Regions from separate parts of the Mus musculus genome. Here region 1 is linked to region 2. A link is a contact called in ENCODE POLR2A ChIA-PET data. All regions are on one chromosome and are shown on one strand. Each heading gives the region's core, a stretch centred on a gene start or an enhancer-like site at or near the end of the contact. The rest is flanking DNA. Distances are from core to core; before and after follow the strand shown. Region 1 holds the start of Cd3eap (CD3E antigen, epsilon polypeptide associated protein). Region 2 holds the start of Vasp (vasodilator-stimulated phosphoprotein).

Region 1 (5,423 bases), core at 2,511-5,010, 88 kb before region 2:
CAGAGGGAGGGATGAAAACCCAGTGTATAATTTTTTTGTGAGAGTTCTTGGTCGGTTGGTTTATATCTCCCTGGCTTGTCTGGAACTCCCTCCTGAGTGCTGGGATTAAAGGCATGGGCTACTGCCACCACTGAGCTTATCTTGTCTCTCTCTCTCTCTCTCACTCTCTTTCTCTCTCTCTCTGCTATACTTAAACTCTCATTCCACCTGCCTCCACCTTCCCAGTGCTATGTACCCTAACAGTCTTTTTTATGCAGTGTTGGAGATTGAACCTGGGCTTCCTGCACGCTAGGTGAGCACTCTACTGGCTGAGCCACACATCAACCCCTTCCTTCTGCGCTTCTAAGAGCTGTGCGTTCTGTTGCCAGTGGTCTCAACCGCCTGAGCCTCTAGACCACAGGACCCTAATTCTCCCACCAGAGAGCAACAGTGACTATCCCCAGGAATGTAGGGCTACGGCAGGATGAGAGGCCCTGGAAGGTTCCAGACAGAAACTGGAAAGTTCCCAGGACCAGCCTCAGTTTCCCCATTGCTAGGGAGGCATCCTCTCGGGGGTCAACGAACTCCACTGAAGGTGGAACTCGCTGTTTCTACCTTTGGGTGATTGCCAAATGCCTGTGTGGACAGAGAGACCCATCCTGACCTGAGCCTGGCAGGACACACACAGCCTGTGCTGGCAGCTGTGGCTATTGTTCCTTAGCTTCATTTCAGGCTGTCACTCCAGCCCAGGCATTCGCAAACACCCTCCCTCTTCAGACCCTTCTCCCCCACCAGCTTCGTAATCCCCCTACATAAGGGCTCAGAGGTGGAGAGACAGTGGGAGGTGCGTGCCTGCCCCTGCCCTCTCCCTGGCTCAAGGACAGACAGACACCTCCAGAATTAGCCTCCCTCCCTCCCTTATCTCCCATAATACCTCAGGTCAGACAGATGGAAGTGGAGGCAACATGCCTCACCTCTGGGTCACAAGGAGCCCCACCCCAGGAGGAAGAAGGTTAATTAGAAAAGCTGGTGGCAGTGAAGGAATTCCTTCCACACACAGACAGCTGTCACAAGAGCGAAGGAGACGTCCAATTCAACTGCCTGTATGGCCCGCCAGCCTGTTTACCACTTCCATTCTCTGTAACGCATAACGCAGCAGTACACGGCCACAGAAGCCTACCAGATCCAGCCCTGCAGTCCTGTTATTCTGCCCTGGGCTCTAGAATGACTTTACCAAACACCACCTATTTCCCATCCCGTGGGGGCAATAAGAGGTCTGACTCCCGCTTCCGCTAGGGGGCGCTCCTGGGCGAATGTGACTCCTCTGGTTAGGCAGGTCTGACGCCCCAGCTAATGACATGTTGGGGTTCGCTCAGCGGCACAGAAGAGGTTGGAGAGCTGCCCCGGCTTCTCACTCCCTGCCCCCATCCCAAAACCAGAAGGTGGGGTGTAGCGCACACAGCCTCCTGAGAAACCCACGCCCCTCGTGCTTGTCCCACTCTTTTCGAAGACCAGGATCCACTAGTCCAGTGCCACTAATTTTACTCAAACACCTAGTGGTTCGGTGCTGAAGGCAGCTGGAGGGTGACCGGGCGCCGGACCATTCTAGAACGTCCTGATCTCCCACATCTGCCCCAAATACAGAGACCCGGGACCTCAACAGCACCCTAAGACACTTCCAAGGGTCCCCAATTAAAGTATTCAAAAAATTCCAGCTCCAATAACTCCCCAGGACCAAGGGCTCCGAGCACCACTAAGAGCAGATGTCCAAACCCCCTATCCATCTGCCCAGTAAAGTCGGCACCCCAGTTCCTTCTTTCCAGGGATCCAGGCGTGAGCTCCCCACACTATTCCCCTGGACTTAAGGTCCGAGTTTCCAATAAGTCTTCCCAGGAACGCGGTATCCGGTTCTGGGGTGGCTGGACCCTGGGTGGGGGTGGAACTCACGCGTCGGGGCAGATCCTGGCACCGGGGGGCTTTTCCTCGGGCTCCGGCTCCGGCTCCAGCGGCGGGGAGCGGAGGACGGGGCGGGGCAGTCGCCTGGGAACAGGTTAGACGACGTGACTCTGACTGGAGGGAGGCGTGTCCCTCGGAGGAGGGGGAACTGCGGTTGCCTGGAGCACCTTGGGATTTGTAGTCCCGAATGGGCGAGGCGCCGCCAGGGACACTTCCATTTGGAGTCAGACGCGATCCATTTGACAGTCAGCCAGAGCTAGGTCCAGAAGATCATGGACGTCCTGGACGGCGAAATGCACAAGAATTTAGACCCTCACCTCACTATGGGTACAAGGGAAGAACCCCTGAGCCCTTTCCCACTCCTCCAGGCTCAGTGTCCCCTTGCCTGAGTGAAGATTTGGACACTTAAGGAGGAGATGGGAGGCGCGGAGAAATTCACACGACCAATACTATGGCGAGAAAAGGACCCACCTTAATCAGGACTCCAAGCCCCGGGTTATCTGTCTAAATAAAACAAAAAATAAAAATAAGGGGCCTCTAATCCTAGTACTTAAGAAGCAGAGACAGGCGCACCTCTGAAAGTTCAAGGCCATCCTGATCTACACAGCGAATTCCGAGCCAGCCTGGACTACATAAAGAGACCCTGTCTCAAAAAAACAAAACAAAACATCACAGCATTGGCGATTTACTGGCGTGCCTAGCAACAAGCTGAACTACAATCCCCAGCAGACTCCTGACCGACGTCCATCGCCAGCCACCTTCGAGTTATCTGGGAATTGGAGTTTTGAAGCCCACAAAGGGCGAGCCCCAGAGTTTCTCGCCCACGCGCGAGGGTGGACACATAGTCTGGAGATTCCTGGCGGAGGGAACACTCCTTCGTAGCCTTGGTGACCTCTGTTCTCAAAAGCCTCAGAAGAAGGGGGGAGCATCCCAATGCTGGAGGAGTCTCCAAAATCTCCGCAGAAGGGGCGGGCAGCGACGCTGACACACCGGCCAGGAATGCAGTCGAGTCTCCCTGTCTCGCCACCGTCCCGCGGCTCCACCCGCCACCCCATGCGCTGCAGTCCTGCTGGGAGGGGGCGTGGGCACGTCCCCCAAATCCCACGTGCACGCGCCGCTGTTTACTTGGGCCGCGGAGCAGACAGGGACCGACCAGCTGCACCTCTACCTGCCTCGGAACCGTGAGGAATACTTCCCATTCCGGACACTAAGTCCACGAGGACATCTACAAGTCTTCCCTGACACTAACCCTCACCCCGTTTCAAGCCAGGCTCTGGGGCTCTGGGGTCCGAGGCTCCTCCCATGACTCTGCAGACTCCTCCCCCTCAGTTTCCCGCTTCCCCTAGACTTCAGAAGCTCCGCCTCTGATTGCTATTAAAATGCTCCGTTCGTACACTTTTCTCTATTTTCCGACCTGGTTCAGTTAAATCTTCCACGTTCGCTGCACCAGGGACTTCCGAAGATACACTCTAGCTTTAAAAGTACAATCGTGACAACCAGAATTCTTACCTAGCTTTTGCAAGAATGCTGCAAATAGATCTTCTGTCTCTTTAAAAGCCGTGGCCTAGGCGAGTCACTGCCCCTTTAAGACGGTGTTGGAAGAAACCACGTGAGCAAAGTTGTCGGGGGAACAGGCACCCTAGATCCGAGCTAGCTTGCGTTTCTGACGAACAGGGAACTGATTTCCCCCTGCAGGGCATCGTCGAGAAATTATTTAATCCTATGCTGTGTGAAATTTAAGAGTGGAGGTTATCCGGGTTCTGCAAATAGTGACAGCGCCGAGCCACGGCCCAGCTCTCCTACAGGACTTGGATGCTTCCGGGTGCGGCTCCACCCCTTGGATCCACGTGGTGGGCAGCGTTCCGCGCAGGTCCTGCGTGGGCCCCTCCGGAGCTGGAATGGCGGGTACCCAGGCCTGCAGTGAGTGGAGCTTGAACTGGTGGAGACGAAGGGCATCCGGGAGGGTCTGGGTGCAGAAGGGGTTGGGGAGGGCTGCCGGGCGGGTGAGGGACCAACGGGTACTTTGAGAGGTTGGCCATGTCAAAAGGACCCCCCCCCCCGACTGTCTCCTCTCAGGTGCCACTCGGTTCTCCTGCCCTCCCCACTTCACGGAGATGTCGCCAGACTCGGAACCCTCCCGTTTCTCCTTGGAGGCGCTTACAGGTCCAGATACAGAACTGTGGCTTATCCAAGCCCCTGCAGACTTCGCCCCACAATGGTGAGTGTCGCTTCCAGGCCACCTACGGGGAGGATTCCCCCCCACCCCCCCACCCCAGAGGCTGAACTCACTGTAGAACGTGAACCAGAACTTTAGAAGGCTTTTTTTGAAAATTCGAGACAGAGTTTCTCTGTGTAGCTCCGGCTGTCCTAGAGCCTGTTATGTAGAGCAAGCTGACCTCGAACTCAGAGAGATTCTGCCTCCGGAATGCTGGGGTTAAAAAGGCGAGTTGCCACCACCGGACTAGATGGCATTTCTGAGCAACCCGGAAATGCTGCTTTGGGTTGTTTTGAAACAGTCTTATTCGGTAGCCCGGGCTGGTTTCAAAGAACCAGCCTTCCCCAGCCCGTTTCCTGAGTGCTGGGATTGAAAGTGGGTGTACAGGTTCTGCTGTTTTAGAGTCTTTATTCATTAATGTATATAAGCAGTCTGTGTGCTTCTATGCTTTCGTAATCGAAGGGTGCATCAGACAGAAGATGGTGTCAGATCCCACTGTAGATGGTTGTGAGCCACTCTGGTTGCTGGGAACTCAGCACCTCAGGATGAGCAGCCAGTGCTCCCAACCACTGAACCGACTCTCCATCCGTTTGGAGAACATTATATCCCATGTAGTATTTAAACTTCTGATCCTCCTGCCTCTACCCCCCAAATACAGCCACTATGCCCAGTTTTATGCAGTGCCGATGAACAAATCCAGAGGCTGTTCATGCTAGACAACACACTCCATGCCCGACCGAGACTCATCCCCTGCCTGCCTTACACATCACTTAACCAGTAATCGTGGGGATTGGCTATAATGTCAGCACTTGGGAGGCTGAGGCAGGAAAACAGTAGACTTCAAGGCCAGCATGAGCGAGGGAGTACTAAGCTGGCCTCACTCACACACACAGAGCGTGTATCCCAGTACCTGGAAGGCGGCCCTGGGCTGGTCAGGCCTAGGCAGCCCGCAAACCCCCAGGTGCTTGTTTGGTTGCAAACAGGAAACAGAACTCAGGGTCTTACACCTGGGTTCTAGCTCTGAGCTGCACCCTAGCCGGGCAAAGGTTAGCCACTCTCTCCCTTTCCCTCCTCAGTCTCAATGGGCGGCGTGTACCTCTTTCTGGCTCCAAGACTGTTAAGGGCAAACTGGATGGCAAGAAGCACCGATACCGGGTATTTACCAGCAGTCCCCAGGCCCGAGAAGCCACCTTGCTCGCATCTTCATCAGAGGCAGGTGGCAGACTCACCTGCGCCCCGGCCCCCAGTGGGAGCTTAAGGATCATGGAGGGTC
Region 2 (5,147 bases), core at 2,491-4,990:
ACAGCCATGTTTGAGGAGACAGCAAACAAGGGGAGCAATAAATAATAAATAATGTCAAAGAAAAAATGCAGGGGAGAAAAGGGGAAAAAATGAGCAAGGAGGTTCACTTGACATTATTTTTTCTTTTTTTTTCAAAATCTTGGGCTGAGTAGAATGCTCAGCAGGTACCCCGAAGACTGACAGAGTCTGATAATCTGGAACCCACATGGTGAGGGTCAGAGGACAACTTGCGGGTGCCGATTCTGTCCTTCCACCATGTTGGTCCCAGGAATTGGACTAATATCCTTAGGCTCTGGAGCAAGTGTCTTTACCCACTGAGACACCTCTGTGGTCCTGCTTTTGTATTTTAAATATGTTGTAAGAAAAAAGATGTGCCAGGAAGTGGTGGCGAGCGCCTTTAATACCAGCACTTGGGGTTGGGGTAGGGGGCAGAGGCAGGAGGACTTCTGTGAGTTTGAAGCCAGCCTGGTCTATAGTGCAAGTTCCAGGACATCCAGAGCTACACATAACCAGAGAGAGAAAGGAGAGAGAGGAGAGAGAGAAAGAGAGAGAGAGAGAGAGAGAGAGAGGAGATTAATTGGTTCCTCGGGATGAGTATGCAGCTGAGTGGAACAGTCTTGCCTAGTGTGCAAACCCTGTGCACACACATGTGCACACAAACACATACACACACAGAAACACAAATGACCAGGCTTGCTATGCTTCAAGGGTTTCCACAGGGACTTTCTATTTGTGTGTACGTGTTTGTGTGCACATGTGCCCCTGTGTGCATGAGTATGTGGTGGAAGTTAAAGGTGGGCTTCAGGAACATTTTCCTTCACTGTTCTTTGCCTTATTTTAGAGACAGGATCTCAGCAAACCTGGCGCTCAGGGATGCAGGTAGCCAGTGAAGCACTGCAATCTGCCGTGTCCCGCTGCCTCCAGTACTGGTGATGTTAAGAGATGTATTTTTATATGGGTACTGGGGACCCCATACCCAGTCCTAATGATCACAGAACAGGCACATCACAGTCTGAAGCTGTGTCTCCAGGCCTGTTAAATGAGACTTTTACAGGAAAAAAAAAGCTAGCTTATGCTTTAATGAAGGCGATATGGAGCTACACTCTTCCCATTTCACAGAAGCTCACATGCAGTGTGGTTCTCCTTTAGTTGGATAACTGTTGTTCTAGCTTGGCCTTGTTGAGAACACAGAAGCCGATAAAAATCTGAGCTTGTTGTGGTGCACCCAGAGCCTGAGGGGCTCGGAGAATTATAGCCCAGTCCAGACCAACCTGTGGGTGGTGACTTCTCAGGGGATCAGAGGACCCTTCCATGGGGGTCACTTGAGACCATAGAAAACCACAGATAGTTACATCACGATTCATAACAGTAGCAACATTACAGTTATGAAGTGGCAAAGGAAAATCGTTTTATGGTTGGGAGGTCACCACAACACAAACTTTATCAAAGGGTCACAGCGTTAGGAAGGTTGACAATCACTGTCTTAGATGGATGCATGTGTGGGGGTAGATTACCCAGGGTTTTATTTTTCAGACAGGGTCTCACTCTGTAGCCCTGGCTGACTTGGATCTCACTATGTAGACCAGGCTGGCTGACCTGGAACTCATTATAAATAGTCAAGGCTGGCCTCTAATTCACCGAGACCTACTTTTACCCCTGCCTCCTGAGTGCTAGGGTTAAAGGTGTTGTGCTACCACATCTGGCCCATTTGTGGTTTTGGTTTTTTTGTTTTTTATGTGCACGGGTGTTTTACCTGTATGTATGTATGTCTATGTACCACATATGTGTCTGGAGCCTGTGGAGGCTAGAAAGGGCAATTAGATCTTTTGGAACCAGAGTTACATGTGGTTGTTAGCTGTCATGTGGGTGCTAGGAATTGAACCTGGGTCCTCTGCAAGAGCAGCCATTGCTCTTAATTGCTGAACCATTTCTCTATCTCTAGCCAATAAAGGAATTATCTTAAACCACAGATTCTTGTGTTTGCTTTTGTATATACTTGTGTGTGTGGTGTATATATGTGGTAGGTTTTGGTTTTTTGTTTGTTTGTTTGTTTGGAGACAGGGTTTCTCTGTATAGCCCTAGCTGTCCTGGAACTCACACTGTATACCCTGGCCTCGAACTCAGAAATCCGCCTGCCTCTGCCTCCCAAGTGCTGGGACTAAAGGCGTGCACCACCACTGCCCAGCCCATTTGTGGTTTTAATTTTAAGATTTACTTGTATTATTTTTAATTATATATGTGTATGGAGGTGGTGGGCATGCACATATGAACGTAACCCTATAATTACAGTTATTAGCCCTGTAAGTGTTGGGAATTGAACTTGGGTCCTCTGCAAAAGTAGCAAGTTTTTTTTTTTAATTTATTATTATATGTAAGTACACTGTAGCTGTCTTCAGACACACAAGAAGAGGACATCAGATCTCATTATAGATGGTTGTGAGCCACCATGAGGTTGCTGGGATTTGAACTCAGGACCTTTGGAAGAGCAGTCAGTGCTCTTAACCGCTGAGCCATCTCTCCATCCCCCCCCCCCCTTTAACTGCTGCCCTACTTCCACAGGCCACTTTTGTTCTTAAATATATAACCTCAGATGACGTTAAAGTCACCCTGTAGCCCAGGTTGGCCTCAAACTCGTGATCCTCTTGCCTCAGCCTCCTGGTTTGAGCAGGACAACTAACTGGTGTACTAGATTTTTTTAGAGCAGAATTACTGTAAGAGTTTGGCCTGAAGGTTGAGGTTCTTACAAGTGAAGGACAACAGGGAGCCAGCATAGCATCCAGGAAATGGATTGGCCAAAGGCCACGTGGATTGATTCTCGTGAGTTTGGGAGCGGGGGGACCCAAATAAGCTAAACCCATTCCCTGTCTCTGAGCCTCAGTTTCTCGATCAGTAAGTCAGGAACTGCCATTTTCTTAGAGTTACCGCCTTTCAGCCGGCCAGGTAGAGCTCTACGGGAGGGGCGTGTCTGCATGATGATGTAACTCTGGGCGGGGCCTATGGGTCCCACTGCGGAAGGCTTGGGGGAGGGGGGGCTCGACTCAGCCCGGACGTGTTGGCGGGGAAGGGGCTCTAGAGGAGGGTCTCCGGGCCTCTGAGCCTGCCGGATTGTTGGGACGATCCTACTACCCTCCGTGGGCAAAATTAAGCTGTAGCTGGGCCCGCGTGGGGAGCAGATCGGGGTCTCACCACCAACCCTTCGCTCCTAGTCTATCCCCCACCCTTACCCCCGCCCCCACCCCAACCACGACCCGGCCGCGGTGAGTCAGCGGCCCGCCGCGCCCCCTCGCTCACTTCCTCCACACCTTCCCCGGGAGGGTGGGGGGCGGCGAGGGGTGGGGCTCGGCCTGAGAAGCGAGATCTGGGGAAGAGAAGTGCGGAAGTGTTACTTAAAGGTGGAAATTGATGAGATCCCTTGCTTAACCAAGGGTACCCCCATCCCCCAAAAAATAAACTGAGAAGTCCACGGAGCGAGTTGGAGTGGAGAACCTACACCCCCAGATCTCTACTAAAGAATTTGATAGTGGAGACAGCTAGAGATCAAAGAAAGGCCCCTTGTCTCTTCCACCAAGCTTTCCCCTCCAACTCCGGAGTGAGGCTCAGGGTGCACCCCCACGCCACAAGACCGGGAAAGGAGTGCAATTGCGGAAGCCCAAGGTTCCGCGTTGCCTTTTAAACGCTCTCCATCCCCCGCCTGGAGGCGTCCACGGCCCCTTTAAGGCGCAGGGAATTGTGGGTACGGGGAGTGGAATTTTGGAACGAAATGTAGCAAAGAGAGTACAGTAGTAAGAGTAACCGCGTAGGTGCAGCCGGCCGAGGGGGTGCGCCGGCGAGGTTCGGACGCTGCACCCCGCTTTCCATCGCAGGGGATCCCAGCACATCAGAACACCGGTGGGAGGAGGCGCCTGAAGACCCGCCCCGGCCCGGTCCACGTTCTCCCCAGGAAGCTGGACTCTATGGGGCGGGACCCCGAGAGAGACTGAGCAGAACCTGGAGCCAGCCCCGCACCCCTGCACTTCCAATCAGGGGCGCCCCGGGAGCACTCCCCGTGGGCGCGCCGCCCGCCCTCCGCGCAGCCATGAGGTGAGCCCCGAACCCTCCAGCCGGGTCCCAGCCGGGAGCCGGCTCCGCGCCCCGCCTTTGTCCCCCTCCCCCCCTCCAGCGCATTTGGGGCTAGATTTAGGGGACACAGCGCTTTGGGCGTCCCAGATCTGAGCCGGTGCCTTCTGGAACGATCTCTAAATATCGACACCCCGTTTCTCCACACTACTCCCTAAAGGCTTGGGGCGGTGCCGGCTGAGGTTCTCTTGATGGCTTTCAGGTTTAGGGGCGCTCTCGGGACTCAGAATTTGAAGACTTTTGGGGGGAGCACCTCTGAGTTCTCAGATAGTCAGATCCTCGCAGGGATGATCTAGTATAAGCGGGCTCAGAGTTACCGCCCCCAAACTCAAAACCAGGTGGGAGGCTGGCTAGAGAACCCTAGCCCTAAAACTCTTGAGTCTCAGGTTGTGGTTGGAATTCGGATCCTTGCGTCTAGGGCACTGGATGAGAGTCCCAGAGTGGAATCGCGGTCCTTAACTTTAGGGGCACTTCTTGATGTTCCTAAATTTGGTGGACACCGAGGTTCTCCTGTGGAGGAGTTCTTGGGAATCTGGCCCACGGGGCCTAGAGGGTCTGGATGGGACTCTTCTCCCCTTAGGCAACCAGGTTGGGTCCTAGGGCCCTGGAGCACTCCAGGCCCAGGGCGGCTCCTGGACCCCCGGGCCAGAGGACGGTTCTGGTCCCCCCCCCCCAACCTGGTGGCCGGGGAGGGAGGGGGCGCAGCAGCTGGGGGAGGGGGGCCTTTGTCTTCCTGACTCACCTGTCGAGACAGCTGGTGTGGGGGGCGGGCCCCCGAGTGAGCACTGTGGCCAGCTGCTTTCCCCACACCACAGTCCCTCCCCCTGGGCTCAATGTCGCTGGGTGTTACCCCCTTCCCCAGGCCGTGGGATTGGAGGAGGGGGCGCTGGAAAGCGTCAAGGTCATAGCCTTCTCCCTCAGGGACCCAGGCTCACTAGCTTCTTCCAGCTCTCTTCCTAGGAATTTAATCTTGTAGGTGAGGGGGATACAAAGATTTTTTTTTTCTTTTTTCTTTCTTTTTTTTTTTTTTT

Evidence for each region. ChIA-PET counts read pairs that join two places held with the same protein, here RNA polymerase II (POLR2A).
Region 1: POLR2A ChIA-PET joins it to region 2 with 13 read pairs in Patski. The contact joins the promoter of Cd3eap here to the promoter of Vasp in region 2. POLR2A ChIA-PET finds 5 or more read pairs at or near these places in 3 of 5 experiments (Patski and embryonic stem cell).

What each region holds. Positions count from the first base shown.
Region 1 is chr7:19,357,820-19,363,242 of GRCm38, reverse strand. It overlaps Cd3eap (CD3E antigen, epsilon polypeptide associated protein), which reads left to right and starts at 3,760. Exons shown (of 3, transcript NM_145822.2): 1 at 3,760-3,855; 2 at 4,012-4,153; 3 at 5,227-5,423. The coding sequence starts at 3,834. It overlaps Ppp1r13l (protein phosphatase 1, regulatory subunit 13 like), which reads right to left and starts at 2,027. Exons shown (of 13, transcript NM_001010836.3): 1 at 1,927-2,027.
Region 2 is chr7:19,270,447-19,275,593 of GRCm38, reverse strand. It overlaps Vasp (vasodilator-stimulated phosphoprotein), which reads left to right and starts at 3,740. Exons shown (of 13, transcript NM_009499.3): 1 at 3,740-4,080. The coding sequence starts at 4,076.